2 separate regions of the Homo sapiens genome follow, and region 1 is linked to region 2. A link is a loop called in an ENCODE intact Hi-C map of the cell type or tissue named here. Cell type or tissue: Caco-2. All regions are shown on one strand.

The links. Hi-C counts contacts between places; a loop is a spot of excess contacts. Peaks named below come from ENCODE experiments on the same cell type or tissue, not always from the same donor. Only the 100,000 strongest peaks of a DNase experiment are listed, where the experiment ranks them.
Region 1: a loop joins it to region 2, with 2.1 times the contacts of the local background. A loop is called at or near these places in 2 of 110 quality-filtered maps.

The regions. Positions count from the first base shown.
Region 1 is chr7:138,601,395-138,603,894 of GRCh38, reverse strand. The region is part of intron 14 of SVOPL (SVOP like); the gene reads left to right. Among named protein-coding and RNA genes, the nearest start is that of SVOPL, 99 kb to the left of the region's middle. In Caco-2, no CTCF peak of the experiment used is centred here; no DNase peak of the experiment used is centred here.
Region 2 is chr7:138,662,418-138,664,917 of GRCh38, reverse strand. It overlaps SVOPL (SVOP like), which reads left to right. Exons shown (of 16, transcript NM_001139456.2): 5 at 1,773-1,844. Among named protein-coding and RNA genes, the nearest start is that of SVOPL, 38 kb to the left of the region's middle. In Caco-2, no CTCF peak of the experiment used is centred here; DNase peaks (open chromatin) are centred at 1,107 and 1,951.

The DNA.
Region 1 (2,500 bases), 61 kb after region 2:
GATGACCACAAAGTTGGGAGTGTTCTGGAGTCTGTCACAAGGAGAAAGGTTTTTATAAGAAAGTTTAAAAGAAGAGAAGGAGGTCTTTCATGTCAGAGTTTTCCTCTTTTCATTGGAGGGTATAATACAGAGGTTACATTCATTAGCTGCAGATTACAACATACAGGCTACAAAGGTCTATGTGCAAGATAGTAAAATTTCATGCTTCATCTAATCTGTTTTTTAGACAGAGTCTCACTCTGTCGCCCAGGCTGAAGTGCAGTGGTGCAATCTCCGCTCACTGCAACCTCTGCCTGCCGGGTTCAAGCAATTCTTGTGCCTCAGCCTCCTGAGTAGCTGGGACCCCAGGTGCATGCCCAGCTAATTTTTTATTAGTAGAGAAGGGGTTTCACTGTGTTGGCCAGGCTGGTCTCAAACTCCTGGCCTGAATTGATCCACCTGCCTCAGCCTTCCAAAGTGCTGGGATTACAGGCATGAGCCACCGCACCCGGCCTGCTTTAGCTGATCTTAAAATACATCCACACCCTATTCAGTGTCAGCAGGTTATACATTGATCAGTACATCAACAATGTGAGGAATTTACCATAGGTTTCTTTACTTGGAGACAGAATGTCACCATCAAATCACAAGACCTCCCCAAAATGGATTAATTTGGAAGCCTGCTTGTTTCTAAAGTAAACTGTCAAATGTGACCTGTAAGTTATAAGGGAAAATTATCTGTAATTTATTGCCAGAGATAATCACTGTAGTTCTTCCAGATGCTTTCATATACATATGTTTTGTCTCTCTGGGCATGTCTGTGTGTGTTCCAGTCATATTTGTATATATGTGGATGTGTATGTATATATAGATGTGTGTTTTATATACATGTTATATGTATTATATACAGATGCATGTGTATCTGTAGATAGAGTTACTTCCATGAATATCTGTATATCTATCTAGATATATCTGTGTTATGGTGACCTGCAGAGGCAGATGGATAACCCCCTTTTCAAAGTTTGGTTCACTTGTTGAGACTGATGACACGAACACACACCAAGAGGGCATAAAAAGGTTTCTTACCTTACTTTACAAAATTGAGGTCCTGGGAGAGCAGGACAGACCTCTCAAGCAGGTCAGAAATGGCCTGAGAGAGCAAGAGAAGGGGACTGTGGTTAGGGGTGGAAATGGGGTTGAGGGTGCCTATGCAAGGGCAGGGGCTTTTGTGGTTTAAGCCTCCTGCTGGCACCAAAGGAAGGAGCACTCAGGCTTTCTCATAAGCTTGTCCAGATGTGGAACACAAAAGGAAGGGGGAGGAGTGAGGCTTAAAGGCCATCAGCAAATGTCGGATGGAGTCAGACACCTCTTTACAGCATATAGCTACATCTGTGTGAATATATATGTAGACATGTCTGTGTATAAACACACACATCTACATATATATATATATATATATATATATATATATATAGCAACTGCCTTTTCTCACTAATAATCTTATGTCAGTACATGTAGATTACCCTCATTCTTTTAAGTAGGTGCATAGATTTCTGTGGCATGTATGTGCCATAATTAGATAGCCATCACCTTGTCAATGAATACATTGTTTGCATTTTATTTTTTTCTGCTATTTACAAGCAATGGGAAACTGAACATTATGCACAACACGCCTTTGTCCACATGTGAGTATTTTTTTTCAAGAGATGGGATCTTGCTTTGTTGCCCAGGCTGCAGAGGCTATTCACAGGAGTGATCATGGATCACTGTAGCCTCAAACTTTGGGCTCAAGTGATCCTCCCACCTCAGCCTTCGAATATTTGGGACTATAAGCATGCACCACCATGCCCAGCTTATGTGCAACTATTTTAATCATTTAACATACAGTTATTGAGCCCTTTTATGTTCCACACACTTTAAAATAGTCAAGGTCTGATTCTTTGAAGTTACATACTAGTGGAGAACGGACAAGGGATGAACAGTCAGTTAATACATCAGATAATGATTAATGCTATGAAAACATAAAACAGGCAAAGGAGCTAGTGATGAGGTGGTTAGAGAGAGCTTCTACAATAGGGCAGAGACACGTGGGAAGTAAGGCAGGGACTCAGGAGCATGTTGGAGGGAAAAGCAGAATTCTGTAGAAAAAGTCTATTGAATAATTTCTAGGTCCAAAGAGTGTACATTTAAAAGTGGATGACCAATCTTATCAAATTATGTTTTATATTTTTTAAAAGTATGCACTTCTCAGTATAATAATTTATTAGAAACTTTCTTTTTTTCTCCCCTACATCTTCCCATTTCCCCCTACCCCTGGTAATCACCGTTTTATTCTATGTATCTGATTTTTTTTTTCTTTTTTAGATTCCACATATAAGAGAGAGCATGCAGTATTTGTCTTTTTGTGCCTGGCTTCTTATTATTAGTTTTTAGCATAATGTCCTCTAGGCTCATTCATGTTGTTGCAAATGGCATTTCCTCCTTTTTCAAGGCGGACTCTTCTTTCATTGTATGTATATAT
Region 2 (2,500 bases):
AGCGCGGGGCTGGTTGGGGGAAGGGTCAGGGTTATGGGGGAAAGGTCGAGGGCGGGAGTTGGGGAGAAGGGTCGAGGGCGGGGGTGGGGGGAAGGGTCGAGCGCCGGGGTGGCGGAGGAGGAAGAGCTGGGGGTGAGCAGCAGCAGCGTGCGGGGGAGGGGGGAAGGGCGCAAGAGAGGATCAGGGGTCAGCGGCACACCCATGGAGGATCAGGGGTGCGCCCGATGGAGGGTCAGGGACGCTGGAGAGTTAGGCGCGCGCCCGATGGAGGATCGGGGGTGCTGGAGATTAGGCGCGCATCTGGTGGAGGGTCAGGGGCGTGCCCGATGGAGGATTAAAGGCGCTGGAGGGTTAGGCGCGCGCCTGATGGAGGATTAGGGGTGCTCGAGGGTTAGGCGCGCGCGCCCGATAAAGGGTCAGGGGCTTGCCCAGTGGAGGATTAGGGGCGCTGGAGGGTTAGGCGCCCGCCTGCTGGAGGATACGGGGTGCCAGAGGGTTAGGCACGCGCCCAATGGGTCAGAGGCGTGCCCGATGGAGGATTAGGGGCGTTGGAGGGTTAGGCGCACGCCCGATGGAGGGCCAGGGGTGTGTCCGATGGAGGATTAGGGGTGCTGGAGGGTTAGGCGCGTGCCCGATGGGAGCTCAAGGACGCTGGAGGGTTAGGCGCGCGCTAGGTGGGGCGCGCGAGGGAGGCAGGACGTCTTCCAGGTAGAAGGTGGGGGAGGGGGAGGGCAGGGTAGGGTGCACAAGAAGGGGGCACCACTGAGGATCGTTGGGGGCGAGTGAGGGAGGCAGAGGGAGAGCTGGAGCCCCAGCGAGCGGACAGGTTTCTGTCTCTGCAGTCTGTCAAACAGGGTTACGGAACGTTTCTGTCCTAGAAAGTGTAGCGTGCAGGACCCAGTCGTGGCTTTTGTCGTGCAAGAATATATATGATGAATTTTTCATGGTTCAGTGTGGGAGAAATGCATTTCAGTCTTCCCTCTAAAGAGTGAAGGAAGGAGAAAAAAAGCAGAACAGCGACAGCGAAAGGGAAACAGAGCTGTTTCTGGTTTGTTTTGTTTTCCCCTAGAAATGCGAGCTGACAGCATTCCTTTGATTGCCCTGGAGGCCGTCAGTCAGGGCTGCAGTGAAGCCTGAACTTCTTGAAGGCAGGAAAATAAGGAGCCCAGAGGCACAGACAGCAGCTGAGGTCTCAGGCCAAGTTATAATAAATAAAACCCTAGTGTCAAATCCCAGGTCCTTGAATTTTATCAGGGGAGGACAGGCCATTGTGAGAACGAGTAAGGAAAAGAAGTAGGTGTATCTTAGGACTTATGAATGTTCTGAAGAGTTTTTTAAATGAGTGATTGGATTTGGTGTTTAAAGTTATGTCTATTTGTAATAACATAAAGGGAGACTGCTTCTAGTGGCCCCAATTTGTGTACTGTATAAGGCAGCGCATGAACAGACAATTTTAAAAATTACAGTGGAAATTCACAAGTACACATCTGAATAGAGTGGAGCCGAAGCCGTCCTCTAGCAACAAGCGGGCGGCAGAGGACCCCGTTTCCACCTGGGGCAGGATCTGCCTTGTTAGGCTCCCACCAACAGGGAGCTGAAATCCTGAACATGAAGGGCCTCAGGGGCAAGCAAGACCAACGTGAAACCCTGTTCTTTAAATTAACTTCCATCCCTCCCGTATTTCCAGCCTACTTCTAGTGAAAATGGCTAACGGGGTAAAGTAACATGTAAAACCTGCTTAGAGAACCGTTTTATCTCGCTCCCACTTGCAGATGGTGTTTTTTGGCTACATGGTTTTCAGTATCCTCTTTGGCCTCCTGGCTGACAGATATGGCCGCTGGAAGGTAGGTGGGGCCTCACAGTAGCATTTGGAATTGTCTTTTGTGTATTCTTTTGGGGGCAACCTTATCACTGTTTCTCTTTAGTAGGCATCTCCCTCCCAATACCCAAGATAGAAAATGCAGACATTTCCCTCCCTGATGGAACATTCCAGGCTTATCTTCTGGACATTTTTCTCAGGGTACCTGTGCCTGCAGCTGTTCCTCTGCAGTCCAGGTGTGGAGTAAAAGGAGATGCGGGTATTATAGAGTTCTAAGAAATCTCTACCCAGAAGGATTAAAGGAAGGAAGGCCGCTAAGTGGCTCTATTTGAACTTTTAAAGGTTGGGACTTAGAAGCAGTCATGGGTTGGTTAGATGCCCCCACCACGTCCAGTTTACTGTGGTGGTGTTGAGAACAGAGGTCTGATATCAGTGGGGGCACACATCTGTTCTCCATTTATCCATATCTTCGCTTCTAATGAGTTAATAAGGGGAATGGAAAAGGCCCCTTAGCCCTTCAGAGCAGCCCTATTGGGAGGTTTTTTCCTCTGGTTTTCATTTAAATGACTAGTCCACTGCTGCAACAGCAAGCTCAGAAGAAGCTGTTCTTTCAGGACTATGTGTCATGAGTGAGTGTCCATAAAGTCTCTAACCCCCCAGAGCACCCAAGTAGGTTGGGAG